Linked DNA regions of Homo sapiens: regions 1 and 2 are each linked to region 3. Evidence: chromatin loops called from intact Hi-C (ENCODE). Cell type or tissue: GM12878. All regions are shown on one strand. Each heading gives the region's core, and the rest is flanking DNA. Links, peaks and the distances in the headings are about the cores only.

Region 1 (10,151 bases), core at 2,776-6,775, 250 kb before region 3:
TTAATAAATAGCACAATTCCAAGCTTTTTATGGGAAAATATAGTAGCCACTCACAATCAACTCATAATCTATGTGGAGACTTGAGGTAGGTATGAAGAAACAATTAGAAGATAATAATTGAAACAACAGACAATTAAATACTAGATTGTTGAATATAGAGCTAGTACTATCGGAATTGAGAAGAAAAGAAGTTTGGGGTTAGAGAAATGGGTCTTGAGCCTGCCTTTCAGGTCAACAAGCATGTGTTGAGTGTCTCCTGTGGGCCAGGTGCTCTGCTGGAGCATTTACCTTTAAGACCCCAGATCAATAGGGTCTTAAAAGTAAATGCTCTAGAGACAGATATGGGAAGAAGCAAGAGGGAAAGAAGTAATAAGGCATTTGTTTGATTAGAGGGTCTACCTTGGGGAATATTGAGAAATAAAATCCAAGTAGCAAGATGAGTTCAGTTGAAAGAGAGCTTTGAGATCAGCGAATTCACTCATTCAATTAAAAATATTATCAAATGCATATTATGTGCTAGGCTCAGGGTTACAATTATAAGCAAAGGGGGTAGGGTGGGGGAAGACATTTTCTGCCCTTATGGAATTACAACTATGTTAAATGTAAAGGAAAGTGACATTGTGCTAAAAGATCCTACAATAGTAGGACTTGACTTAGAGGAAAGGCTTCTATGAGAAAGTCATGATTCAGATCTGGAAAATAAGTAGATATTAATAAGGCAAAATGTATGGAGGTAAGGGAGCCAGTAGAACATTCTAATAAAAGAAATGACAAATGGAAAGGCCTCATGGTGGAGGAAGCATAATGAAAAATGAGGATGTGGGGGCCAGATCATGCAGGACCTTTTTGGCAATGTTTAAGGAATTTTGGCTTTAGCTTAAGAGTAAGGGGAAGCCATTGAAGAGTTCTGGGCATGAGCTCTTGAAGAGTTAGTATCAGGATCATGAAAAGATCCCTGTAAGATCTTCTTATTCTGGAGAATAAGAAGGGCTCAAAAGATATTTAGGAGTTGAAACTTAAGGGACTTGGTATAATATCTTGGTGTGAGGAAAGGAAGATAGCAAGGATGACACTCAAGTTCCTAACTTGGAAAACAGACAGTGGCGCCATTCCTTGCAAGAGGATCAGGTTTTAGGTTGTTTGTTTGTTTGTTTGTTTCCTTTTCTTTTGGGGGAGTGGGGGGAGGTTTATGAGTTTGGTTTTACATGTATTGAGTTTGAGATGTCTTTGAGCCATGTAAGACATGTGGAGAGGTCAAGTAAGTCATTAGCGGTGTAAATATACTTTGAGTTACTTGGATGTATTTTCTTGACTAACTGGTAGAACGCCTAATTGTTTACAACTCTGATCAGAGATGTCTAGAAGGAGCTCTTTTAATACAAAGCTGGAGCATTGTTGACTTGTCAGCTCTGCTATTGCAGAGCAAGACAGGAAAACCAATAGCATAAGAACTAAAATCTATATAAAAACGAAGAATATTGTCATATATTTTGTGAAACAGACAAATGAACAAGAAATAAAGAAAACAGAAAAATATATATAAAGGCCTATTGTGTCTTACTATGAAAGTAATGCTTAACTTCTTCACTAAATGAGCCTTCTCTGAGACTTCCTTTATATTACCACTTTCTCTAATATTCACCCCAGTAACAGCCATTCCAAATGTGAAACTTAAGTGATAAGAAGAGCTCACTGGTTGGGTTACCTCAAATAAAATAAAAATAATGTGAGCATCTTACACAATCCAGGTTGAAAGCCAAGTTTTACCTCCTGTGAAGTCTTTTGCGTTACAAACTTGGTATCTTTGCCCTTTAAGCCTCAACCTCACGTAGTATCTTTTCTGGACAACAGTCTATTTTTGGTTGGCCTTGGGAAAAGGAACTGATAAACATATTCTTTAAAAATGTGGTTCATTTCACTTTCCTAAGTTAGGCAGTGTAGCAGGGTATTAAGGAGCCAGGATATAGGGATTCAAATCCTGCTTTTGTCACTTATTCTCGATAAGATTTGAGGCAAGTTTCCTAACCTGTCTTTCTCATTTTACTTATCTGTTAAATGGGGGATACGTATAGTACCTATTGCAGAGAGCTTTTAAAAGGGTTAAAGTAGTTAATACACATTAAGCCTTTTGAATAGCAAGTGTTCGATAAATATTATTAAAACTAAAATTTGAAGTTTTTATAGAAATCAATATTATGTAAGTGATGCAATCTTATTTTATTAAACCAAAATTGAAATTTAACTGCAGTATATCAGGAAGAATCTAAATATTACTTACAGTGAAGAAGATGCTGGTCAGAACGTAATTACACTCAGGTATGAATGAATGATGGAATTGCAGGTATGTTTTACTAAATGGTATAGCTCATGAGTCTCACACCCAGGTGAATTCCCTAGTGCTATAGGATTTGATTCATTTATGGTCTCCCATTATTTATACTGTATTTGTTCTTCATTGATTTTATTCTTTGCAGTCGGATACTTCTGGAGACTATGAAATCACACTCTTAAAAATCTGTGGTGGAGATGACTGAACCAAGAAGATAATCTCCAAAGGTCCACGATGGGCTTTCCCAACAGCTCCACCTTACTTCTTCTCATACTATTTAAGAGAACAAGCAAATATAAACAGCAACTTGTGTTCCTAACAGGAATTTTCATTGTTCTATAACAACAACAACAAAAGCGATTATTATTTTAGAGCATCTCATTTATAATGTAGCAGCTCATAAATGAAATTGAAAATGGTATTAAAGATCTGCAACTACTATCCAACTTATATTTCTGCTTTCAAAGTTAAGAATCTTTATAGTTCTACTCCATTAAATATAAAGCAAGATAATAAAAATTGTTGCTTTTGTTAAAAGTAATTTCTTTGTTTGCTTTCAGAGCTTGCCAACATTGTTTGATGCCTGGTGCCAACAACTAATATTTTAAAACATGTTTCTGTATAGAAGCTGTTACTGCTTCAGTTTATCACCTTGTTAATCACACTTTTTTGAAAGAAAGGAATAAGATGAAGATGTATGTGACCCTGGCCTACCCTTTGTAGTTGTGATCAAGCTATAGGAGTGGTAATGCATGATAAGTTATTTCAGCTTTCAGAAAACATCTGCTGAAGGATTAATCTAACCACTTCCTGTCTGAATGGCAAGCATGAATTATGGTTGCTTCATGCTAAATACTACTTTCCCAGAATGGGCATTTAGAATCAAGCCTCTAAGGTTTCCTTTTCTCTTGAGTTGGCAAAACTATGCATTTAAAGAATCCATCATGCCATCTTTGAGTGGGACCTAATATGAAATACCTTGACTGATATGAAATAGATAAAGTGAAAAAAATTCCAGTTAGAGTTATTTTCCTGGACCAGAATAGAAATGATCGTACTGGCCATGTGCAGTGGCTCACGCCTGTAATCTCAGCACTTTGGGAGGTTAGCAGGCGGACTGCTTGAGCCCAGGAGTTTGAGACCAGCCTGGGCAACCTAGTGAGACCCTGTCTCTGCCAAAAATACAAAAATTAGCCTGGCATGGTGGCACATGCCTGTGGTCCAAGCTACTTGGGAGGCTGAGGTGGGAGGATTGCTTGAGTCAGGAAGCTCATTTGGCAAGTTAGTTCTGTAATCAATACTATAAATGTCAGTCATAACTAAGATGATGGCAGGAGATAATGAAAACAACTACTTAAATATTTGGGAGATAAAATTGAGTAAACATGGTATTCAAAGTTACCAAGTGTCAGTCAAGTATGCCTTCACGATTTTAGTGTAAGTGATTTAGTGAGTAAGTATATCACGAAGCAATAAATCAATGTTAATACTCATAGAGTGCTTACTATGTATTAGGTACTATGTTAAACAGTGTAGTATATTTTAATTTGTTAATCCTCAAGGCATCTTACAATGTAGATACCAACACAGATATAGAAATGGAAATGGAAGCTTAGAGAAATTAAGTAACTTGTCACTGTAAGAGCCAGGTAGTCCAACTCCAGTGTCCAGGCTCTTAACCACTGTTTTGCCTTAGAATTTATCCCATCCCAGGGCCACTGTAGTTTTCAATGCCTAGTGCTTAGATTAGAACAGTGCTCAGCACATAAAAGGCATTTAATACAGTGAATCTTTATTTTAGATCTCATTCATCCTCAGAGTTGTTATACCACTTATGTATTAAGTACTTTCTGAAACAAAGCATGGTTACATGTGTCAATATTTCCCCTGTTTTGCAAGTGAGGAAAATGAGACTCAGGTTAGGTATCCAGCCCAGGGTTACACAGTGGCAAAGCCAAGGCTTAAGATCCGGGTCATCTGGACTTTAAAACTTATCTGTGGCTGGGCAAAGTGGCTCACACCTCTAATCCCAGCATGTTGGGAGGCTGAGACAGAAGGATCACTTGAGCCCAGGGGTTTGAGACCAGTCCAGGAAACATCAGGAGACTCTGTCTCTACGAAAAATTTAAAAATTAGCTGGGTGTGGTAGTGTGCACCTATAGTCTCAGCTACTCAAGAGACTGAAGTGGGATGATCAGTTGAGCCCAGGAGTTTGAGGCTGCAGTAAGCTATGATCACACCACCGTACTGCAGCCTGGGTGACAGAGCAAGACCCCGTCTCAAAAACAAAACAAAACAAAAAAACCTTACCTGTGCATGAGTGAGTTTGAAGAAGGTGAGAACTTGAACACAGTAGTGATCACACAAGAGAATTCTGCAGAAAAAAAAAAAGCCCCAATGAGGTAACCCTCTAACCCTTCTACTCACATCTGTTTTGCCTTGTATGCATTGGACTTCAGGCAATTACCTTTCTAAGCCACATATTCCTCGTCTTTAAAATGGGACAACAATAGTACCTACCTCATAAGATTGTTTTGAAAAATAAATGAAAAAAAACACTTAAAAGGTATTCCACATAGTGCATAGCACATGGTAAGCCCTTAATAAATGTTAGCCTGTATCATATAATTATTATAGAGTAGTATTCAATGGCCACATTTTTTATTGCCTCCAATTTCCACAAGGTGGCATGTCAAGTTCAAAGTGAACCCCACGGCCTTGCATCCCAATGGCAAAACCTACTTAACTTGCTTCAGAATAACATGGCCAAATCTAAACTGTTGGAAACTTCTTCTATAGAAGGTTTGTCATGGTTCAGAAATCTTATTGTCACTGTAAACTCCTTCTTAAGGAAACATGTGGAACATTTAATTTAATCATCTGGCTTCTCTGGATTCCCAGGACCATCTTCATTTACATGAATGTGCATTAGCTCTGACATGGATCACCTGCAGAATTGAGTGCATTCATGTCATCTCATTAAGCCCTAAGTTTAGTCCCTGAAGATTGAAAGAAGAGAAAAATAGCCAGCTGCAGAGAGTCCTGGGCTCTGTGGTTGGTGAGCTGCAGAAGCAGAAGGTTTGTACACTTCACGCTACAGTAACAGAATGTTTGGTCTATAAATCAGGAGCTGCAAAAATGGCAAATGAGGATGTTGAATAGGAGATTCTCTAGCCTATTTGTAAGAATGTATTGAGGAAATTTTTAAAATAGTGTACAGTAGTTCAGACATTTCTTCCATGTACCTTCCCCTATTTCCATTTCCCCAATTTCATGCCATATGGATAACCCACAGTTTTACTTTGTCTTTAAAACAATAATTTTGGGGTCATATCAAACTGGGTTCAAATCCTGGCTTCACCACTTATGGCAGCAGCGTAGATAACAGTGCTCGACAAATACTTAACCTCCATACAACTCAATTCTTTAGCTGACAATAACAGCACCTACCTTAAATATGTGCAAGGATGAAATGAAATAAAGCATGTGAAAAATTTAACTCAATAAAAATTAGTTACCAATAACTGCATTGGCATGGTGAGTTGCCAGTGAAGAGCAGATAGTAAGTGTTCAACAAGCATTTGTAGAATAAATAAGCGATACTTGTTTTAGTACTACTCAGCGACAGTAACTCTGAGGCCTTGGAAGCTTCAGAGAACTGTCAGCTGAAATCAGTGTTATTAATATGTTGTCAGTGTGTCCTCCAACGATAAGAGCCAACTGTGTTCACCTCAGTGATGAGGTTACAGGATCTGAAGAAAGTTTCCTAGTCTTATTTCCTGCCCATCAGTTGACAGTAGTATGACATGTGAGGGAGTGAGTCGCTTACTCTTTCTGTACCTTAGTTTCCTCACCTGTAAAGCCAGGATGGCCATGCAAGTATCATTCAGAGTAGGCGTGAGGTTTCAATAAGCCAGATTAGGTGATGCACTTACCACAGTGCCTGCACCCGTTAAGTGCTCAATAAACATTAGCCATTATTCTCTGGCTCAGTTTGGAAGACTTACAATTGCTTATACAGTGCTCTAATCACTTGGGGGATTTTGAGATGTTGTAAAGCTACCTCTTCTAGTTTGCAATTAGGAAAGAAGATAAAGCAAACTTCTTGGCAATTTCCTGCCTGTGAAACCTTGTGTTTTATGAGCCACGGAAAGTACCCCAAATTTTTTTTCAACCCCACCCCCAGCAAACTGACAAACTCAGATCTTTCCCACCCACTCTGTATGTCTCCCGTGGGACTGTGAGAGTCAAGCAAGTACAGGTTGCTGTGTGCTGAAGCCTTTTTACTGGTGCTATATTTCTTTCAGTTTCATCAAACTCAGCTTTGTGCCAGTTTTACCCACCAGGGCCAGCCCTCCTCTGAAACCAAAGTTTGCCTATTTCTGTAGAGTTTACAAAGTCAACAGTGAGAGAGAGGAGAATTTCAAATGAGGAGGAGGGTTACAGAGTAGGAGGTAACATTGAATGGCTGCTGCAGTAAACTGTTAAAAGAAATCCCAAACCCAGAATACCAGAGCAGCCCATTCAGCTGAAAGGTTTTATGACACAACCATGCATAAGAAAAAACTAGCTATCAAAATGTACATGTGACCTCTTTGGGCATAAACTTTGTGGAACTGGATGTGGCAATAAATAGTGGTCCAGGCCAGGCGTGGTGGCTCACCCCTGTAATCCCAACACTCTGGAAAACCGAGGAAGGCAGATCACCTGAGGTCAGGAGTTTGAGACCAGCCTGGCCAACATGGTGAAACCCTGTCTCTACTAAAAGTACAAAAAAATTAGCTGGGCGTGGTGGCAGATGCCTGTAATCCCAGCTACTCAGGAGGCTGAGGCAGGAGAATTCGCTTGAACATGGGAGAAAGAGGTTGCAGTGAGCCGAGATGGTGCCATTGCATTCCAGCCTGGGTGACAAGAGTGAAACTCTATCTCAAAAAAAAACATAGTGGTCCAAGGTGACCTGGCAGAGCATCAGACTTGCTGTGAAGCGACAGATGTGATTTGCCAATTGCTACAATATCAACCACCAGATAAAAGGAAGTTTTGAAAAAGAACATTGGGATAAAATCAGCTCCTACGAAAAAGAGCATGCCACAGTGGGGTAGAAAGTAGAGAAGAACAAAGGTCACAAGGGTAGGGAGTTGGTGAGAATTAGCCCAAATTCACCCCTCCTTTTAGAGAACTGCAGCAATCCACAGCGTAACTGGCTTGCATTGGTGCCCCTGGCCACAGACCTCAGAAGAGTTTAGAGATTTCCAAAGTTGCATTTAAATTTTTTGTTTTGTTTTGTGTCAGAGAGCCAAGTCCACAAAGAAAGTTCCAGATCATGTCTGCAAATTCTATTTAAACCGGTGTTAAATAGAATTTGACATCTGATAACTTCATGAAAAATATTTTTCTTGGTTTTTATCAGTCAAACCAAACTCCTTCCAACCTTTATTCTTCCAACATTTATTACATGGTAACTGTAGTCCAGAAACTACGCCAGGTGTTGGAGTTATAAAAGTGAAGAAAGCTACACATTTCCTGACTTCAAGGAGTTGACGATCTGGGGAATAAGCAAAGGAGAGGAAAGACAGATACTTGGCTAATTGGCAAGGACAGCATAGTGGTGATAGCGGTGGGTGGGTTTGGGGATTAAGCAAATGTGGCTTCCACACAAAATTCTCACACTCTTTGCAACTTGCAGAGTTAAAGGATAAGATATTTGAAGCAACTGCCAATTACTAGGTGTTCAGTTAAAGACTGTTAAAGTTGTATTGCACAGTGGTTAAAAGTCTGGAGTCAGCCTAGCTGGACAAATTCTAGCTCTAACAGCTCTAAAGTCTCTAGCTGTGTGATCGTGGGAAAATTACTTAAGCCCTTTATGTCTCAGATTCCTTCATCTGTGAAATTTGAGTGATAGTAGTAATTAGACCAACCACCTAGGATTACAAAGATTAAATGGATCGATGCATGTAAGTACTTAGAATGACCCAGTACATTGTAAGCATATGTAAATGCTAGCTACTTAAAATTAACTATAGTAAAATATGATATGTACTGTAACAATGCTAGTAAAAATGCTGCGGACTACTAAGTATCAGAAATACTGATAGATATAGAAATAGATACAGATACACACAAAAGATGTTTATGATATTTTGCTAAATGGAAGAAAAGTTGCTTGACGAAACAGAAAAAGAAAACCAGTGTGAGACAACATAGCAAATGTAAGGAGGCATGTCTGCTCATTTCTGCATGCCAGCATAATTTCACGAAGCCTAACTCTGTGACGACGTGCAGCTCTCCGGAAATATGCTTTGAAGGCAAAGCAGGATAGAGCACATGGCCCCATCATGTCTCTTGCCTGAGTCACTAAGTTCCTTAAAAGATAAATGACTCTATTCCCTGCCTTTTCTTACACGTAAGGTAATATCTGATGGGGTTAGTGATGATGCCTCTGTAATCTATAACCAGCTGTACTCTTACACCCAAACTTCGATGTGATTCTGCTTTAATGTAACTTCTGCACACATTTGATGTGATTTTACAAGTACTAAACCTTCACAACTCATATATAAACTGTGAGCTAAAACACCATTTCAGAGCAGTCTGACAGAACCTCTTTGAAGGACTGTTCCCAGGCTCTAGGCCTCAGTCTATAGTCCTCAGTAAGACTTCTAAATACAACCACCTTTCATTCTTTACAAGCTTGATTTTTTTTTCTTTAGTTGACACCAGAAGGGCTGGGAAAATGTACATGACCATGGTAACTGTTTATCTCTGGGTAGTAGCATTACAGCTGATGCATTTTTCTTTTTTTGTCAAAGTTGTGTTTTCTAAGTAAATTTAAATTTATTGACTTAATAATTTAAGAATATCTTTACATGACATATAAGAAAATTTGGTTATTAAAAGGCACCTAGAACTCAAATGAAGGATTAATTAAGTATGCAGGGCAGGATTCACCAGGAATGTCACCTCTGAGCTAGGTATTAAAGGAATTGATTGGTAGGGCTTTGAAGATATAAAGATTAGTAGAGATAAGAACAAGATCCCCGTATTTGATAATATTGGAAAATAATGTATCAAATAGTACATGAGTTAAGTGAGCTGTTAATCCTTTTCTGTTTCTTTCTTTTTTTAAAAAATAGCAACAAGGTCTCACTGTGTTGCCCAGGCTGGTCTCGAACTCCTCGGCCTCCCCAAGTGCTAAGATTACAAGTGTGAGCCACCACACCCAGCCGAGTGGGCTACTAATCCTCAGTGAAGAGGCCATCACTGGGCACTGAATATCAGAGTCCATCCTTATTTTTTGTGTGTGTTCCTCTTGTTTCTGAAGTATCTAATGGAAAGTCTGGCTTCTCTGTTTCTCTCTTTCTCTGATTTCAGAAATCTTATTACGGTATCCTATCTATTGAAGATAACTAGAGATCAGTTTAAGTCTTCTCCATGCTGGAGCTTACAGAATAGATGCTAATTCTATTGCCTGCTTTCCCAGATACTGACAGGTAATAAGAGGGCCAAGTAGACCACCCTGCCATGGATTGGAGCCATGTAAGACCCATCCTGTGTACACTCAGAGCTGACTCTTTCCTAGGAAGTGAGTGGTATGGATAGACATGCGTCTTTTCCAATTCTTCCTGTGCCTCACCTCAGTCTTCAGGACTCCAAGGAGGTAGGACCAAAAAGCACAGGGCCCCTGAGTGTTATTTCAGATCCTCTGTGTAACCAGCCCACACCTGAGCCTTCTGTCAATGGAAAACTCCATTAGGCAGCAATGACTGGAGAATGTCTCCAATTTATTCAAACATGTTTCTAGAGAGAAGACGGTGGTGGGGAG
Region 2 (10,151 bases), core at 3,782-7,781, 900 kb before region 3:
AAAACATCAGCTGTACAAGACATTTGAGGGAAAATTGATTAATACCTACTTTGTAAAGGAAATTTTGACAGCTCCATATAGGTCTCCCAAATTCTTTTTGAAATGTTAGTGATCTGAGAAGTCCAAATGACTGAATAGCCACAGTACCCCACTAAGCTTTTTTATCCCCCCACAGAAAAATTAAAACTTAGGGGTTGCTTACCCAAAACAGCAATAACATTACTAGAAAACAATAACAGCAGTTACCTTTTACTGAGTGCTGCTATGGTTTGAATGTGCCCCTCAAAAAGTATGTGTTGGAAACTTAATCCTCAATGCAACAGTGTTGGGAGATGAGGCCTCATGGGAGGTACAAGTCATGAGGGCTCTGCCCTCATGAATGGATTAATGCTTAGTATAGTCATCGGAGACTCAGAAGAGAGGGAGGGTGGGAGGAGGATGGTGAGGGTTGAGAAATTAACAAGTACAGTATACACTATTTGGGTAATGGTTACATTAAAAGGCCCAGGCCACCACTAAGCGATGTATCCGTGTAACACAACTATACTTGTACCTCTTAAATTTATACAAATCGTAAAAAAATAAAAGGGCTTAAGACTGCAAGGAACTCTTGGGCACACCTTGCATGCTTGCTTGCTCTCTCTTCCTCCCCGACTTACCTCCTCTTGCCCTCTCTTGCCCTTCTGCCTTCTGCAATGGGATGACCACAGCAAGAAGGTTATCACTAGAAGCCAGCTGCTCACCATGGTCTTCCAGCCTACAGACTGCAAGGAATTAATCTCTGTGCTTCATAAATTACCTTCTCAGGTATTCTGCTATAACAACACAAAACAGACTAACAAATGCATACTACCATCTTATACTTTAGATGCATCCTCTCATTTCATCCTCACAGCAATTCACTGAGCAGAGTGGTACTCCCATTTCACAGATAAGGAAAGTGAAACTTGCAGGAGGTCTCCTAAGTGGCAAAGATTTAAACCCAGGTCTATCTAATTTTAAAGCCCTTAGGCTCTTTTAACCATTGGGCTATTTTACCTCTTTTTTAAAATATATATTCTAAGATCAACCATTTAATTGAACAGTTTTAAAATTTTAAAATATTGAATAATCACCTTCAGTTTCTTGGTATTTCTAGTTAATGAATTACGGCAGGGCTGATGTGAAGGAAGTAGAAGTAGAAGAGTTAGAGTGGGATGAGGAAAGAGTAATGTAGGATGGAGAGGAAAAGATACCTACCCATTTCCCACAGTTGTTTTTTGAAAGCTTACAGATTAATCATTATTTGAAGATCTCAGTTCACAAAGTAGAAGCTCTGCTATTTGTAGATTTTATTTTAATTAATGGATAAGTCATTATTGAAAAATTTATTGAAAAATACTGATTAAATATTTTTAAAATCACTCATAATCTATTACTCAAGGATAACCAGCATTAATATTTTAGTACTTTGTTGTCTTCAGTTGTGAGTGTGTATGTATCTGTGTGTGTACATGTTATAAAGTAAGCATTTCCTATATTTAAAATGCCATATGAAAAGCATCATTTTAATGGTTGAACAATATTCCATCCTGTTGATGTTCTATTTTATGGACTCATTCCTCAATTGTTGTACATTTAACTAACTCCAGGATCCCCTTCCCCCCATTATTTACAGTGCTTTGGAGAAATCCTTGGAGCGTAATTTATTTTCTAATTTTTAGAAGTGGCATTCCTGGGTCAAAAGGTCTGATGTGACTAAAAGACCTTATTATGTCTTAGAAAGGTAACTTACTGAGCAGAACAAGCCAGAATAAGGAAATATGGTTGGAAAATTTGCTCTAGGCAGGAACATTCCAGGGTCTTATTAACTGGCCTATGAATAAATTACTCTCCACTCTTCCATTAGAGCATTTTTCCTATTGGCTAACTAGAGCTTTGTTCAGTGTATGCTTCTGGAAAAAGAGTAAAATCACACTATATTACTAAATTTAAATCTCTTTTTTTCTTAGAGAACAGTAAATCAAATCTTTTTTCTTCATTTTGTTTTTATTATAGCAAAATGAAGAAAAATTTTCCTTCATAAAATAAAGTTTTTTATTTCTGTTTGCTTAATTTACAACAAGCAGAAAATAAGCTGGGTCTTGCTTTGATCCAAATATTGATGTTTTAAAAGCTGTACACAATATTTGTTAAAGAGAACTATAAAATGCCTTTTTAGAAGCTTCTACAAGAAAAAAAGTAGAAAGTTTAGCCCTACAACTTTCCTCTCCGCTAGAACTGCAAACTACTGCTACAGTTTTAAATACACTTTTTGTTGTTTATACATCCAGGAAAATCTTTAAAAAATAAAAAAACATGCATATAAATGATTGCGTAGCAGAACAGAACATTAACTGCAAACACTAAAGAAATGGAAGAAATACTATCAAATATACAAAGGTCCTACAATCAACCCCTTAAGCACTTAGCATGTAGTATTTAAAAATCATCGTTTTGTTCTCAGTCTAATACTCTCCCAATTGAGCTATCTCAGCTTACTGCCATCGTTTTGTTCTCTACAGACAAAGCCTAGATTACTAAAAACAACTGAAATAAGTAATCCTCTTAAAGGAATTGCTTCTCCATAATTCTTACTTATATCTTTAAGCAAGCAATCTGAGATTTTAAAAGGTGCTAGCTTTTTATGCAATATGAGATTAGACATGTCAAGTCACTTTTGTCCCCAAAACAATCTTTCAGAGGAGTACTAGAAATTATAAATGGTAAAGGGTATTATTTCTTTATTTTTAGTCAGGTACTACACTGGTAGTCAAAAATTCAAAAGATGTGACTCATGCTTAAAACTGACTAATCTTTTTTTCCAAAATCATTTTAAATTTCATGGCACCACAGAATCACCTAGAATGAATGTGTTGTTTTTGAACTTGCCTCACATTAAATAAACTGAGGTGCGAAAAGCAAGCCTCCCACATAAAGAAGCAGGCAAATTTTGATACGAATGTATAGACCAAGTGCTGTAAGCATCAACATTTCAGTTATTTTACACTATACACCCGCCCCCGACACATAGCCTACTTTGAAACAATTCACTCGTTTCTAAGGGCAGTAAGAAAACTAAGCAATGTTATGGTCAACAGTACTTCTTAAATTTTAGAATAACCACATAAGAACATTCTTTTCCCCTTAAAATTGTTTCTGCCATCATTGACCCCCTCAAATTTTAAGGTGAGTCTTTCTGATGTTTTTTTGTTCCAAGTCTATAGAAATCAGAAAAAAAGCAAAGGCTCCATGTTTCAGTCAAAAACTTAATCTCCTTGAAAATACTACATAACTCAGTTGGCATTATTCCCCAAGACGGTGGAGTTAACAAAAGAACTAATCCACATTGCATCATAAACTATTATCAAGGGCCTAGACATCTTGATAAGACATAAAGGTCCACACTGAACCTAAATGTGTCTGAGCAGTCAGTGTTGTACTGTGGCCACAACTTCACTTTTGTAACACTCTATCTTACTCCTTCCTAGGTTAACAGTTCTACCAAATATTAATATGAAAGTTTAGTAAGACAATGTTGCAAATTATGGTTAACCAACATCTTTTCACCAAATACTTCAAGCATAAAAACGAGAATCTTTACAAAAATATACACAGACACAACAAATTGGTAGCTGCCCATAGCACTAAACAAACTGGACTCAAGAGTGGCTTCTCAACAGCATGTCATTTTAATATAACCATTGCCTGGTACAGGGAAAACTAACAAGTGTTTGTTAAACATTGTATTCCTGATAATTTAAGCCAATCTATGAGCGAATGAACGATACGTGCCTAAAAATGATCATGGTTTATACTATCAGTAGCCACTGGATTTAGGACTAGTCCAAGATCTTGATCTAGATTTTGACCTAGGCCTAGACTGTGACCTTGACTGGGATTTGGAACAAGGCGGTTCTTTTTTCCTTGATTCCTTTTTATGTCTTGAGCAAGACTTGTAATATGTTTTGGAATCTGTTTTAGAGGTGCCTCTAGTTTTGGCATGCGATGCAGACCTAGAACACGATTTAGCCTTCATTTCTTTCTTGGGCTGGGACTTGGACCTTGATCTTGAATTGGATTTAGATCTTGAAAAAGACTGATTTCAGTGTTTGACTCTATCATTGCTGGAATGGCTTCTGCTACACCATGGTCTTCCAGTCCATCCACTCTTTCTAGGACTACAAGATCTTCTATAGATGTAAGCAAAAGACCGACTTCTTGATCTTCTTTCATAACTTTGGCTTCTAGAACATCTATATCTGTCATAATCATAGCGTGAAGAACTGTACACACTCCTACCTTCCTTTGCTTTCATCTGATTTGGGGTCTTCCAATCCCCCTGTGCAAACTGTTTCCATTTGACATCCACAAATCCACTTTCTGTCCAAATTATGTAAAGCATCTTCAGCATCACGAACATCTTCCAATTGAACATAAGCAACTCCTCTTGGACAGTGAGTGTAGAAATCAAGTGGAACATACACATCAACTATAGGATCATAATGACCAAATTCATGCCATAAATCTTTGAACCTGCTGTTACTGGCTCCATTCCTGATGAACAGAGGCACCTTGGAGGACGCAGGTAGCTGGACGTGACCGCTGTGTGAGTCTTAGCGCCAGGGGACACTAAGGGGCTCAGCAAACTGTCCAGCCCCCGGAGGCTGATCCTCAGACACGCACAGCCAGAGGGCTCTACTACAGTTAAATTAATTCTTGTATGTAAAAGAGTAGAAATTTACCGGTTTTGTAGTAAATAATAGTGATTCTCAAACTTTAGCTTGTATCCAAATTACTTGGAGGCTTGCAAAACACAAATTACAGCCCCCCACCCAGTACTCTGGGGTGGACTGTGAACATTTGCATTTCTAACCAGGTGATGGCGAGATGATGATGATGATGATGATGATGATGATGATGATGATGATGATGGTGATGCTTGTCCAGGGACCACACTTTGAGAACCACTGGTATCTACTAATAGTTCTTTTAACCCTGGCTGGATATAAAAATCTCTGGCTTTGGTGCCAGCTTTATTTTAAAACTTTCACAAGTCATTCTGATGCACCAGAGTGGAGAATCACTGGTGTGTGCAATTAGCCAAGTTATAAAAGATATAAAATTTGCAATATAGGTCTAGATTTTAAAAGACAAATGAAAAAAAAATAATGCACTGAACTTAAGAGCCAGGACTAGTTTATAACTTTCTGGACTATCCCTATGTGTAAATAATTTAAATTCTGGGTTCTTACCCTATGGGAAAACAATTCAAGTTCTGTGATCTTCTGTAAAACAAGAACATCATAGGATGATCATCAATGTACTTTCAAACCCAAATTTTATGATATATACCTTTTTAGCAGGGGGCATTTCACACTAAGAAGTGATGTAACATAACATTAATTAGCATTACTAATATAAAAACAAGAACATAAATTTGATGGTTTTATTTATACTGTTTTGTTAACTAGATGCTTAAGATGGGATGGGGGGACCTGTTAAATAATGATTGTTGGTTTTAAAAAAATCTTAATTTTTTACAGCAAGTAGTCAATAACAGAGTCCAGTAGGTGGCGATAACAGCCTTTCATACAACTTAAAAACAGTTGCGTACTTACTGGTCAATAATTGTTTTCTCACTTGCCTGTACAAATAGAAAACACAAAACACTTTATAGGCCACCTGGAGCTTTATTTCAGAGTGAATTTTTTGTTTGTTTATTTCATTCTATTTTGGGAATATAACAGAGGTTGCTTTCTGTTTCTGTGATCATGCGTATTTAGAGGTTTGTAAAAATTCTTTTTAAAACTTTTAGTATAGAATTTTTCAAATATGAAGAAAATACAATAATGAATACCCATTCAGCTTCAGCAATGATCAATGTTCTGCTATTATTCCCATTTTACCTGTCCCTTCCATGTACCCAGCCCCCAGCTTGTCGTCATCCCTTCTGCAGAACTTACAAGCAAATCCCACATATCATGTTACTGAACCTATAGAGCTTTAAAAATTGTCAAGCTATAATTACAAGAAGATTTTAGGTGCATTATTTCAGAACCCATTGTTTTTGTGTTTTACTCTAGCCATTGAGTACCGTTAGTTTTTGTTTGTTTTGTTTGGATTATATTTTTCACATAATAACGAGCCAAACACCTTTTCTAGTGCTTTGAGAACTGTAGTTCTCAAAACGAGGCAGCAGCATAATTAGTCACAAAAGGTTGCATGTAAATATCAATATTTTTAAAATAAAAATTGATATCTTCAATTAAATTTTTGTTTTTTACTTTAAAAATGTTACTATTTTTTTGAGACAAGGTTTTGCTGTGTCATCCAGCACCAGCTGGAGTGCAGTGGTGCGATCACGCTCCCTGCAGCCTTGGCCTCCTGGGCTCAAGTGATCCTCTCACCTCAGCCTTCTGAGTAGCTGGGACCACAGGTACATGCCATGGTGCTCACCATGCTTGGCTGTTTTATTTTTTGTAGAGATGGGGGTCTCACTATGTTGCCCAGGCTGGTCTCGAATTCCTAGGCTCAAGCTATCTGCCCGCATCAGCCACCCAAAGTGCTGGAATTACAGGCACAAGCTCCGGGGCTTGGCTGAATTTTTATTTTTGAATAAAAATATACAATTAGAAATGTATTCTTATCAACAATGGAAGGTATATTTGTATATCTTTTTATCCAAGGTATCCAAAAGAACAAAAAGTTTTACTGTATGGTTTTTATCTAAAACAAATGGAAGCATATTACATTTTGGCAAGTAGAGAAATCAACATAATTAAGAATTTAAAGAAAGAACTCAATGACCCAGAATTCCTAAAACAACCACTTAACATTTTGTTATATTTCCTTTTTCTCCTTCCTATGTGGAGGTCTCCCTCTTCCCTGAAATTGCATGTTTATGTCGGACATAGAGTAGAAGGGAGACATCCCGGTTCTGGAGGTTTTCCACATCTCTGACTCTTCAGTCACTTCCCATTGATAAAAAGCCAACCAAAAAAAAAAAAAAACTCGAAGTATTTGCTAAATGAATAAAAGGCCTAACACTTTCTATATCTCATTATATGCTACCTAAAACTTTATTTTTTCCTTTCTTCTTTTTTTTTGGGTGGGGATAGGGTCTTGCTCTGTTGCCTAGGCGGGAGTGTGGTAGTACGATCACAGCTTACTGCAGCTCAAACTCCTGGGCTCTAGCAATCATTCCACCTCAGCCTCCTGAGTAGCTGGGACTACGGGAGCATGCCACCATGATTGGCTAATTAATTTTTTTTGTAGAGGTAGGGTCTCGCTATGTTGTCCAGGCTGGTCTAAAATTCCTGGCTTCAGGTAATCCTCCTGCCTCGGCCTCCCAAAGTACTGGGATTGCAGATGTAAGACACCGTACTTGGCCTGTAAAACTTTTTTTTTTTAATTATACTTTTAGTTTTAGAGTACATGTGCACAACGTGCAGGTTGTTACATATGTATACACGTGCTATGTCGGTGTGCTGCACCCATTAACTCGTCATTTACATTAGGTATATCTCCTAATGCTATCCCTCCCCCCTCCCCCCACCCCACAACAGGCCCCAGTGTGTGATGTTCCCCAACCTGTGTCCAAGTGTTCTCATTGTTCAGTTCCCACCTATGAGTGAGAACATGTGGTGTTTGGTTTTCTGTCCTTGAGATAGTTTGCTGAGAATGATGGTTTCCAACTTCATACATGTCCCTACAAAGGACATGAACTCATCATTTTTTATGGCTGCATAGTATTCCATGGTGTATATGTGCCACATTTTCTTAATCCAGTCTACCACTGATGGACATTTGGGTTGGTTCCAAGTCTTTGCTATTGTGAATAGTGCCGCAATAAATATATGTGTGCATGTGTCTTTATAGCAGCATGATTTATAATCCTTTGGGTATATACCCAGTAATGGGATGGCTGGGTCAAATGGTATTTCTAGTTCTAGATCCTTGAGGAATCGCCACACTGTCTTCCACAATGGTTGAAGTAGTTTACAGTCCCACCGACAGTGTAAAAGTGTTCCTATTTTCTCCAGCACCTGTTGTTTCCTGACTTTTTAATGATTGTCATTCTAACTGGTGTGAGATGGTATCTTGTTGTGGTTTTGATTTGCATTTCTCTGATGGGTTGGCTTGTAAAACTTTATAATACTGCTTTCAAAGTTGGTTATTGCTTTAATGAAAATTATTTTATTCAAAATTTTAATTTAAAGACAAAAACCTGGTGTTTCCCAAAGGGCAATCAATATATGTATTCAGAAAACTCTGAGGAGTTGTACCATTCGTGGTACAAGGAATTAATTTAGATTATAAGTAAATCACATTTTAAATTAATAATTAAGTATATCTTTAATGCATTGTAGGATAAGATAACTAACATAAAGGCCATGATTTCATGAAATTGTTTCCTAAGATGACATTACAATAGGTAATTACATTTATTTTTAAAACCCATTGAAAATATTAAGTACGTTTATAAATTATATAAATTGCCAAACTATTTTCCAAAGTGGCTATGCCATTTACATTCCCTCCAGCAATGCATGAGTGTTCCAGATTCTCCACATCCTTGTTGACGCTTGGAACTGTCTGTTCTTTCAGCTATTTTAGTGGGTGTGTAGTAGTCATATATGTTTTAAATGAGAAAATGAGTTATTTTGCTGAGAAAGCATATGGGGAAAAATGATAGTAGTTTTCAAACATGTGCCATTTAAAGGATAGAATATATGTACACTATGAAGCTCTGGAAGTAGAGCTAGGCAGGACTAACATAGACTTTATAAAGAAGCAAATTCTGGCACAAAGTAAGGCAAAACTTAAATGCTATGGACTCTCTTGCATAATAGTGACCTTTTTATTGAGTGTATTTATATCCAGCTGTATCAGTGTTCGTCAACTACAGTCAACAGAAATTGACTGACTTAATGAGAGTCATGTATTTTAAGGATATAGAGTGGGTCACAGAATCAAAGGAAAAGCCACACAACTGTAACTTGAAAAGGACAGGAAGCAGCAGGGCAGCGTAAGAGATCTATGTCACAGAAACCAATGAACAGCCTCCTCAGAGAGCTACTGTCAAGGTGAATTATTTCTGTTTTCTGACCTTGTGTCACTCAAGATTTAAATTCTAAGGGGAGAGAATCTGCTTGGCCTAGTTTGGTTTACATGCCCACTTCTTGGTCAGAAGAAGGCAGAATTGATAATCTCACCAAAGTGCATGTGGTAGGGTAGAAGAAATTCCCCAAAGAAATATTGAAGTGACTTTACCAAAAAAAGGGGCTACTGGGTGTTGGGCAGGCAAAACCAACAGATGCCACTATACTAGGTCACTACCTTTGATGACTATTTGGGAGGAATTAGTAGCAGTGATAGGAGGAGGCAACAAAACTTAGACCCATTAATTACTTGAATTTTTATTAAATGTCTTCTCCTACAGTTCTATGAAATCACTAACTACATTGTATTGAATTCATAATACTAACTTCATCACCCTCCAAGTGTTTTTACATACATAGCAAATATTCTTTGGATGCAAAAAAAATTACTAATTGGTTTTTTAGAGGGGAGAGATGCCAATTTCATTTTATTAAACATAAATACAAACATATGTAATTACACATGAACAGATTTCTATGGTAAAAATATTCAATTGATTGCAGTACACTGAGCTCCATAGAGAGAGTGCTGGGGCAAGTGAGAGCCAGATGGGCACTGGGCAACTCTGTGCCTTGTTGAAGAAAGATAACTAAACATGGGTAAAGTAGATCCTAAGAAACCAAGAGGCAAAATGTCATCATATGTGTTCTTTGTGCCATCTTGTCAGGAGGAGCACAAGAAGGAGCACCCAGATGCCTCAGTCAGCTCCTCAGAGTTTTCTGAGAAGTGCTGAGAGGTGAAAGACTACTTCTGCTAAAGCAAAAGGAAAATTGGAAGACATGACAAAGGTAGGTAAAGCCCATTATGAAAGAGAAATGAAAACTTATATCCCTCCTAAAGGGGAGACAAAAAAGAAGTTCAAGGATCCCAATACACTCAAGAGGCCTTCTTCAGCCTTTTTTCTTGTTCTGTTCTGAGTATCACCCAAAAATCAAAGAACATCCTGGCCTAAACATTGGTGATGTTGC
Region 3 (10,151 bases), core at 3,477-7,476:
ATAATTCCCCAGTGTTCACTAAACTCACTTTTTCTTTTGTGTCACTTTTTCAATAGAATAATCAAGTTTGTCATTCATACTTCTAGTGTAGAGCTGTTCTGTGATTGATCTACCCTTAGCTTGGGATAATGCTTTATTTATAAAATAGCAATTTCTGCATTTTCTGTAGGCATTAATAAAGTTTGCTAGAATCATCACTGATCTTAGAGTGGAACAGAAAATACATATTTTTTATCCTTATAATGTGCCCCTAAGTAGTATAATGTGTGTTTCATAAAACTTCTTAACATTTTGATCTATTCTTGCAGGGTTCATGCTTGAACCAGATCCGGAACATAGACCTGATATATTTCAAGTGTCATATTTTGCATTTAAATTTGCCAAAAAGGATTGTCCAGTCTCCAACATCAATGTAAGTAGATTTTCAAGTAGGATATGAATTTAAAATTCATTTTATCGTATGTGAATATATTTACTTTCAGAGTTACTTTTTTTTTGTTGCTGTTGCTAAAACTCAGAGTTTCTTGTTTCATGACAAGTGATCTGATTGTGTGTTTGATATTTGTGGTATAAAGCTTCAGTACCCAAACTATGCACTGAGATACCTTGGGGAGCTGCAGCAGACTCAGGCAGAATATTTTGCATTTTTGAGGAAAACACAGGGACATCTTTCTGACTTAGCACAAAACTAATTTTATTAAGTTATTTGGGCCTAACAGTTTAATAAACAGGACTGTTAGTTTTTTTTTTTTTTTCTTAGAAGTGTTGTAAACAATTACTGAGACACGGAGCACTGTTAACTGAGTAAGTTTGGGAAACTTTGGTATAAAGAGCACAGGCCTTGTTAAGTGGGAACTAAACAATGTGTACGCATAGATATAGACAGTGGAGTAATAGACATTGGAAGTCAGAAAGGTGGGAAGCGGATGAAGGATGAGAAGTTACCTAATGGGTACAATATACACTATTTGGGTGATGGTCATACTAAAAGCCCAGACTTCACCATTATGCAGTATATCCTTATAACAAAGCTGCACTTGTATCCCCTAAAACTACAAAAAAGTTTTTTTTTAAAAAGCACAGGCAATGTAAATAGACCCAGATTCAGTTTTGTCCTTATCAGTGACTGACTTTGAATCTTTTGGTAAGTTACTTTAATGTCCATTTCTTTTTCTGTAAAACAAGGATAGTAATTATAAGGATTACATGTGAAACCCAGTGCCTAGTCCATGGAAGGTGCTCAGTTGGCAATAGTTAGTATTATTCAAAAGCTTTCAATTTTATTCACTGACTGTACAGTGCATTTAACTACTTTAGGTGAATGGTGTATGGCAAGTCTCTGCCAATCTTAATAAAGGTTCTGCAATCATCACTGATTATAAGCCATTCTTGACTTTGTAAAGATCATTCTGGCCTGACCTGTTTCTGTAGGGTTTCCTTTATGTGTAACTTAATCTACCCCACTAAGAAAAAAGAAGGAATGTGGTACCTTTCCTTTTTTTTTTTTTTTTTTTTTTTGTGAAGCCCTCGCCATATTGATGTACTCTTTTCTCTGTTGAAGCTGAAAGCTTTGCAGTTCTAAAAGTAGATAAGTAGACTCATTCGACATTTACTCAGCAAGTATTTATTGAGTACCTACAAAGAACTAAACATTGGGTATAGACAAATAAACAAGGCCTTCTGCCCTCATTTTCCAGGCCTTACATTCTGTGTCTTGAAAATTATCTGTAGTATGTAGAAACAACACTTAATTCTTATCCTTGGTGTTTGTTGCTTTTTCCAAAATGTAAAATAGTTATTGATTTACGAGTGTAATATAATCTTTCTTTTTACTCAAGATTTACCCAATTATAAATGGATACAGTGGTGTTCTTCTGCTTATTTTCCAAGGTTTCTGTGGCACATGAATATGAAATTGACATTTGTGTAACATGTAGTGATATTTGCAGATTAGATCTGGCAAATACATGTGAATAATTTATAGGTATCTGATGTGAAAGTAATAGTGTCTCATAGTACTTTTAAAGTTCAATGATATATCCATAGCTTACAAAAACTTTCTGCAATTAAAATAAAAAACTAAAATGAGACGTTTTATTTTTTTTCTTCCAAGAATTCTTCTATTCCTTCAGCTCTTCCTGAACCGATGACTGCTAGTGAAGCAGCTGCTAGGAAAAGCCAAATAAAAGCCAGGTAGGCAAAACTATGCTGAAATTGAAAAGGCATTAAAAAAAATGATAGGTCTTGTTTTTAATCCTAGCAAGTGTAATTGATTAAATATCATCTTCATCCACAAAGAATGTTGTGTTGCTTATTGTATGTGGTATAATTGAGATAGCAAATACAAAATAAGCTTTTAAAAATATTAGATAAGGAGTCTGGCATCATCTCACTGGAACTGTTCACTCTATGACAAGTGATTATTTAACTGATGATGTGACAGCGGGTCTTTTTTTTGGACAGGATTTGTCATTTTCATCACATAGCAACTCTAGTTTAGGAAATACTATGTTTTGAGTTTATAGATGTTTATTTTTTTAATTTAAGGAAAGAAAAAAATAGCTCCTACAGGTAACTAGAATATATAGAATATGTATGTACTTTGTAGAATTTGTAATGAGTGATTATAATACTTTTTAAGGCTGGTATATGTTTTCAATCTTATTTTTCAGAGTATTTATTATATTAATAATAAGTTTGAACTATATTATGTAAGTTAAGACTGAATCTGTTAATGATTGATTTTTCCCCCCCTCACACTTTTTTGAATTTAAAAGTTAATAAGCAGGATTATATCTTAGATTATCAGACAGGTATAATACTACATTTGGGGAGATTTCTTGGTCACAGCAATTTTGTATTGTATGCTATTTATGCAAAGTTTATTTGTTTACACAATACAAAAATATATTTGTTCATATGCTTTTTATATGCAAGATGTAGACAATTTAAACACAAAGAAAAAAAAAGCAGTTTTTATTTCCAAGGAGTTCACGTTCTAATTGACAAGTAAACGATTACAACCTGATAGATATTAGGCTACTTTGAGAGTGTGGAGGAGGGGAAAGACTGGGAACAGAGAAAACAGGAGCACATAAAGGATGCTTTCCCTGCGGATGGGAGTTGCTGCACTCTTCCTTGAATGATGAATAGTCAATCACTTGGAAGGGTGTGGAGTGAAATTATAGCAGGCAGGCAGTTTAGGCAAGAATGACTATTGTGAAACTACAGGACTAGGACAAAAGGGGACATATACAGGAGTAGTGGGAAATGAAGCTGGAGAGGTAGATAAATGCCAATCATGAACAACTTTGTTTATATATCATGCTGAGAAATTTGGACTTTGGCCTATAGGTCAGTTAATTTTCAACCTTCTAGTCAGTTCTACTCTTTGAGACTTGGTTGTGACTGTGTTGTAAATGATCTGTTACTTATACATTGTTAAAATTTCATTTGCGAATGACTTATTTTAAAAAATGGTGTTACTTTAAAAATATCTTCATTCACTTGAATTTCAAAATGTTCTTTTGAGAAGAGGTGAAGGTGTAAAGTTATATCTAACTTGCAGGAATCCAGGTTGAACAGCAATTGGTCTTATCTATGACATAGCTTTAATTAGCATCCACTGTTATAGTTGAGTGTTAATTATGAATTATTGTAGGATTTGTCAGTTGAATTTTATTGTGACTTCTGTTTTTTAAAATAATTAGTAAATAATTAAATCTTTGAGAAAGTAGGTGCAGATTTTTAAAAAAAGCGTAAGTCAGCTGAACAAGAATGATGATTTGATTATTTTTTCACCCTAATGCAAGTTATAGCTTTAGAGTTACAAGACAATGAAATAGTGCTATTAAAATTCACAGTGCTTATTTATAGTATGTTAAATCTGAACATTATGTATATTAAAAAATAAGGTTGATTGGTACTTATTGGTTACTAATATAAATTTACTCTTTATGAATATTAGTGAAAACTTGAAAAAATCTAAATGTATACAAAGCTTAATATTAAAAAATTTAGTTTTTTCCATGTAAAGAGCACATTTTGGGAGGAGAAATCATTTACTAGCAGTTTCATTACCCACGTTTTCAAAAAGCGCCTGTGGGTTTCTCAGCTGCCTTCAATCTGTGGTATTCTTTGCCTTCTTAAAAGGTCGCTCTCATCTCCCCAAACTTTGCATCTGCTCTTAGTATGGTTTAAGATGTGAAATTTATCTGACACATGTCTTAAAGATTGAGACACTGAGAATCACTGGCCTGGCAGATGGAAACATTGAAGGATTTTAAGCAGGAGAGTGTGAGTCTGAGTTCTAGGAAACCTGTGATGATTTTGTTCAGGTGATGGCAAGGAGAAAAGAAGGGAAGCAGAAAAACAGCTCTGTGACTGTTGTAATAGTGAAAATGAGACTGTACAGCAGTATCGATGCAATAATTACTGTTTTTAACTTCAGTCGATTTTGTATCTTCCCTATGCCTAATCTGCCCAGGCATTTTCTTCCCATTCCTTCACATAGAATGCCTGGTTTCTTTGTCACTGCCTAATAAAGTCAAACTTATTATGAAAATTTTAAACCCCAGTTTCTACCTGAAGCCTTCTGTAGCCAAATTAGGTTAAAAGTACAATTACATCTCCATAAATTCTTGACAGCACTAGCTTGGCACTGATGATTTTTACTATCTTATATTTATTACATTTCCACTAACATATGCCCTGTCTTCCTAGGTATGCTGTAAATTCTTTGAAGACAGGGTGTTATGCAGTGTTTTGCTGGATATCAGTAAATGTACAATACATATTACTGTATTGATAAAACAGAGACATCAGAGTGAACAAAGTATACAGACTTTTAATATGCTTCTTAGGGCTTTTGCTATGCCTACGTGTGTTGTGAATCTGTAAAGAGGGTTTAGACCAGCAACAAGGCAACATCAGGTCTGGCCTGTACTAGCCGTTTAATACAGAATGGATAGTTAAAGAGAGAGATTGTGTACAATATTTCCCCCAAATTACTTGAGCTTAGGGAGTATAGCATTGATTGTAATGCCACATCAATAATTTAATGTCAGTAAATACTTGATTATCATTAAAACAAGATATAATTGATTACATATATATATACACCGATATATATATCGGTGTATATATATATGTAATATCTGTATATATTTGGCCTATTAGTTAAATTTTCATGTCTTTTACCATCCCCATCCCATCTAGAGCTTAAGTGTTACTTTCAGAAAACGGCATACATATAATTCTAAGATCTTTTGATTCAGTGTCACGTTTTTTTTTTTGGTACCTCTTGGAAAGATAGTTGTTAATAGGGCTCCCTCTTGTGGTACACACAGATATTGGGAAATAACTGGATCTGTGCACTTGTTGATAGATGCAAATGCAGCAGATGTGTGCTTCATAAATCATATGTATGTAAAAATTTTAAGTATTCACTTGAAAATGTGTAAGGGGATTTAATAAAGATATTTTATTGTGAATCCTGTTGGAAAGTGAACATTTGGTCCTATTAACAAGTATTTGAGTTTTTGTACTTAATTTATAGAAAGCAAGTTGATAAATATATAAATATTTTACCTTTTTTGTTTTTTAAAAAAAGCAAATGTTGGTGTCTTCTCAAATTATATTTATTGTTTCTTGATTTCAAAACTGTGTTTACTGCTTAACCACTCACATCTGGGGCCTAAACTAAGTCCTAGTGGGATAAATTTTATATACTTTCCATTCTGTGTTCTAAGTAAAGCAAAGTTAAAGATTCAAGAAGTTGAATGTGAGCAGGTGGCATCTGTTAAAAGTTTTGGCTTATTTTGTTTAACGTGCCCTAGGCCACAGTCTTTTCTTTTTTTATGCCTTGGAGTCCAAGTAAAGGGAGATTATTCCTTGTTGTTTCTTATTTTTATTTCCCTGACAAGTTCAGAGAGTGGCTGTCAGTTTTGTCCAAAAGCTTATGAAAAGGTTTCTGTTTATTTCCTTTCAGTATCATTTCATCTCCTTAAGAGCAGTTTCTGGGACTATATTCTTTTTCTGCTGGTTTCAGTAGGAGATTATGAATGGTTGTGTACTGTTTTAAGGAAAATTGTTAGTTTTATTTATTTTTCTGTGTTTAGTAAACGTTTAATACTTGAAAATGAGCCTTAGGAGAAAGATGAGGACTAATGCGATTATCAGTAATAGTTAAAATGTATCTGTTGAGTTGGATGCTTTATAGAATAAATAGTAAATTAGAAATAATCCCAGTATTTAGAATGAAATATATTCTTCTGTTGTAGAATAACAGATACCATTGGACCAACAGAAACCTCAATTGCACCAAGACAAAGACCAAAGGCCAACTCTGCTACTACTGCCACTCCCAGTGTGCTGACCATTCAAAGTTCAGCAACACCTGTTAAAGTCCTTGCTCCTGGTGAATTCGGTAACCATAGACCAAAAGGTAATAGAGCCCCGCCAACCTCATCCTCTTAAAGGTTAATGTTAATAAACCTTTCATGATTTGATTTCCTGACCTCAGGTGATCCTTAATATTGTAAAGTAGATAACATAATGCTTTCAGAAACTTTCTATTGATGTCTAATAAATTCAGTTGGTTTCTCAACAATTCAATTGTTGTAGGCAAAGGGAAGTTACTGGCAATATAAAAGTATGGTACAAAAAACTCACAATTTGCTTTGATACTATAAATACAAACTCTTATCCCTAGAGTCATCAACTAATAGGGTTTGAGGTTGGGAATAAAGTTCAACGGTATGGAAAAAGTCTATGTTATATGAGAAAGAAAGTTGAAACACTAGTCTTACAAAGTTTATGTCTTTGTATTGCACCTAGAGCCTTGGTGAAGGGCTATCTTGAACCATCCATATGGACATTACAACATAAAAACTTACCTGATTTTGAGAAAAATTTACTCATCTAAAGTATCTCCTAAGCATTATGGTACAGTGTGGTACTTAAAAAAAATTTTTCCCCCCAAAGAAATGTCCGTAACATTTGAGTAAACTTATTTTTCTCAAGGATCTGGGAGTATAACCTGAAGACTCACCTTAAAGAAATCCTGTTTTGCACTTTATTTCATGATAAATCTGTCGTGTTTTAATGTTAAAATGTTTTTAATGAGGATACCCTAATGGTTAAGAGTGTACGTTTTGAGTCTCACGAACCTGATTTGAGTCCTATTTCTCCCATTTTTTAGTAATATAGCTTCTAAAAGTACTAGTACCTATCTTAATAGGATTATTGGGAGGATTAAATGGCTGTTTAATGTGCTACCTGATACACGGTATGCCTTTGATAAATGTTAACTATTAACTACTGTTGTTACTATCAAGTAAAGTATATGTTCAGGAAAGGTGATGTTTTTATTTTTTATTTATTTATTTTTTTGAGATGAAGTCTCACTCTTGTCCCCCAGGCTGGAGTGCAATAGCACGATCTCGGCTCACTGCAACCTCCGCCTCCTGGGTTCAAGCCATTCTCCTGCCTCAGCCTTCCAAGTAGCTGGGATTACAGGGGCCTGCCACCACACCCAGCTAATTTTTGTACTTTTAGTGGAGATGGGGTTTCACCGTGTTGGCAGGCTGGTCTCGAACTCAAAGGGAAGTAGGCTTTGCTCTGTATTGGATACTGTCAAGAAGAGGGCATATGAAGCTGGGTGCAGTGGCTCATGCTTGTAATCCCAGCACTTTGGGGGGCCAAGGCAGGTCGAATTGCTTGAGGCCAGGAGTTCAAGACCAGCCTGAGCAATGGCATGGTGGTACACACCTGTAGTCCCAGCTACTGGGGAGGCTGAGGGGCAGAGGATCCCTTGGACCCAGTAGATGGAGATTGCAGTGAGCCAAGATCTCACTGCTGCACACCAGCCTGGGTGACAGAATGAGACTCTGTCTCAAAAAAAAAAAAGAAAAAAAGAAAAAAAAGCAAGAGGTGTTATGATATGTTTAGGTTTCTTAATATAAATTTTGTCTAGAAAGAAGGAAGCTAAAGCCTCAGTAGCTAAAGATGTTGAGGCATTTTTGGGGTTTGGACAATGTTCATGGTTTTGTCGCTGTTCAGACATGATTTTGGAGTGGTCTTATTTTGATCCATCAAAGTCATAGTGTCCTTGTCTAATGTTGTATGAGATTATTCAACAGGAGAGCACCAAGACTTAGCTGTGATTGCCAGGCCTAATCCTGATGTCAGGGGCCGTGTTTCTCTTTCTTACATGCTTTCAGCTTAAGTTGGAAAAATGTTCCGCTTTTTCCCCCAATAAGTGCATTTTTTTTTAACATTTCTTCACCCTTTAAAAATAATACAAAAATTAACACGTGAGTATTGTATTTTAAAATATTCGGATTATACAGTAGTATTCAGTGAAAATGTAAATGTCTCCCTCCATTTTCTTCCCAGAGTTAACCAGCGCTGTTTAATGGTCATCTTCCCAGTCCTTTTTTATGTTTTTACATGTGTATATACAGATATAAATAATTCATGTTGTATTTAAAATAAATGGAGGCCGGGCATGGTGGCTCACTGCCTGTAATCCCAACACTTTGAGAGGCCGAGTTGGGTGGATCACTTGAGGCCAGGAGTTCGAGACCAGCCTGGCCAACATGGCAAAACCCCATCTCTACTAAAAGTACAAAAATTAGCTGGGTGTAGTGGCATATGCCTGTAATCCCAGCTACTTGGGAGGCTGAGGCACAAGAGTCACTTGAACCCAGGAGGTGGAGGTTGCAGTAAGCCAAGATCATGCCACTGCACTCCAGGCTGGGCAACAGAGCAAGACTCTGTCTCAAAAATAGTAAGTAAATAAAATAAAATAAATGGAGTCATACTATACATACGTATTAGTTCGTTTTCATGCTGCTGATAAAGACATTCCAGAAACTGGGGGAAAAAAAGAGGTTTAATTGGACTTGCATTTCCACACGGCTGGGGAGGCCTCAGAATCATGGCGGGTGGTGAAAGGCACTTCTTACATGGCGGCAACAAGAGAAAATGAGGAGGAAGCAAAAGCAGAAACCCCTGATAAACCCGTCAGATCTCATGAGACTTATTCACTATCACAAGAAAGACGCCCCCGTGATTCAGTTACCTCCCCCTGGGTCCGTCCTACAACATGGGAATTCTGTGAGATACAATTCAAGTTGTGATTTGGGTGGGGACAAAGTCAAACCATATCATTCTACCCCTGACCCCTCCAAATCTCATGTCCTCACATTTCAAAACCAATCATGCCTTCCCAACAGTCCTCCAAAGTCATAACTCATTTCAGCATTAACCCAAAAGTCCACAGTCCAAGGTCTCCTCTGAGACAGGGCAAGTCCCTTCCACCTATGAGTCTGTAAAATCAAAAGCAAGCTAGTTACTTCATAGATACAATGGGGATAAGGTATTGGGTAGATACAGCCGTTCCAAATGGGAGAAATTGGCCAAAACAAAGGGGTTACAGCGCCCATACAAGTCTGAAATCCAGTGGGGTGGTCCAATTTAAAAGCTCCAAAATGATCTCCTGTGACTCCAGGTCTCACATCCAGGTCATGCTGATGCAAAAGGTGGGTTCCCATGGTCTTGGGCAGCTCCTCCCCTGTGGCTTTGCAGAGTACAGTGTCTCTCCCGGCGGCTTTCATGGGCTGGCCGTTGAGTATCAGCAGCTTTTTCAGGCGCATGTTGCAAGCTGTAGGTGGATCTACTATTCTGGGGTCTGGAGGATGGTGGCCCTCTTCTCACAGCTCCACTAGGCAGTGCCCCAGTAGAGACTCTTTGTGGGGACTTTGACCCCACATTTCCCTTCTGCACTGCCCTAGCAGAGGTTCCCCATAAGGGCCCTGCCCCTGCAGCAAACTTTTGCTTGCATATCCAGGCATTTCCATGTATCTTCCAAAATCTAGGCCAAGGTTCCCAAACCTCAGTTCTTGACTTCTGTGCACCCACAGGCTCAACACCAAATGGAAGCTGCTAAGGGTTGGGGCTTCCACTCTCTGAAGCCACAGCCTGAGCTCTACGTTGGCCCCTTTGTGATTTTTTTTTTTAACCTATAAGTTACTTAGGGGGCTGTTGTTATTAAATTTTCAAGGAGATAAAATATACTAAAGGCTGGAAGGATAGAGGGAAGTGAGGGGTAGGGAGAGATTTACTGAAGGATATAAAATTTTAGCTAG

Evidence for each region. Hi-C counts contacts between places; a loop is a spot of excess contacts. Peaks named below come from ENCODE experiments on the same cell type or tissue, not always from the same donor. Only the 100,000 strongest peaks of a DNase experiment are listed, where the experiment ranks them.
Region 1: a loop joins it to region 3, with 10 times the contacts of the local background. A loop is called at or near these places in 101 of 110 quality-filtered maps.
Region 2: a loop joins it to region 3, with 6 times the contacts of the local background. A loop is called at or near these places in 50 of 110 quality-filtered maps.

The regions. Positions count from the first base shown.
Region 1 is chr4:78,607,582-78,617,732 of GRCh38, forward strand. It overlaps ANXA3 (annexin A3), which reads left to right. Exons shown (of 13, transcript NM_005139.3): 13 at 2,475-2,866. The coding sequence ends at 2,534. It overlaps LOC124900721 (a long non-coding RNA gene), which reads left to right and starts at 7,212. Exons shown (of 2, transcript XR_007058152.1): 1 at 7,212-9,986. In GM12878, for the core only: a CTCF peak has its summit at 5,021 (motif pointing right); DNase peaks (open chromatin) are centred at 5,060 and 6,530; H3K4me3 peaks cover 289 bases; H3K27ac peaks cover 919 bases.
Region 2 is chr4:77,954,162-77,964,312 of GRCh38, forward strand. It overlaps the pseudogene LOC100128297 and the pseudogene HMGB1P44. Among named protein-coding and RNA genes, the nearest start is that of MRPL1, 96 kb to the left of the region's middle. In GM12878, for the core only: a CTCF peak has its summit at 5,608 (motif pointing right); a DNase peak (open chromatin) is centred at 5,630.
Region 3 is chr4:78,859,276-78,869,426 of GRCh38, forward strand. BMP2K (BMP2 inducible kinase) reads left to right here. Exons shown (of 16, transcript NM_198892.2): 8 at 309-412; 9 at 2,114-2,193; 10 at 6,282-6,445. Among named protein-coding and RNA genes, the nearest start is that of PAQR3, 75 kb to the right of the region's middle. RefSeq lists an enhancer at 3,180-3,474. In GM12878, for the core only: a CTCF peak has its summit at 5,345 (motif pointing left); DNase peaks (open chromatin) are centred at 4,266 and 5,346; H3K4me3 peaks cover 487 bases; H3K27ac peaks cover 759 bases.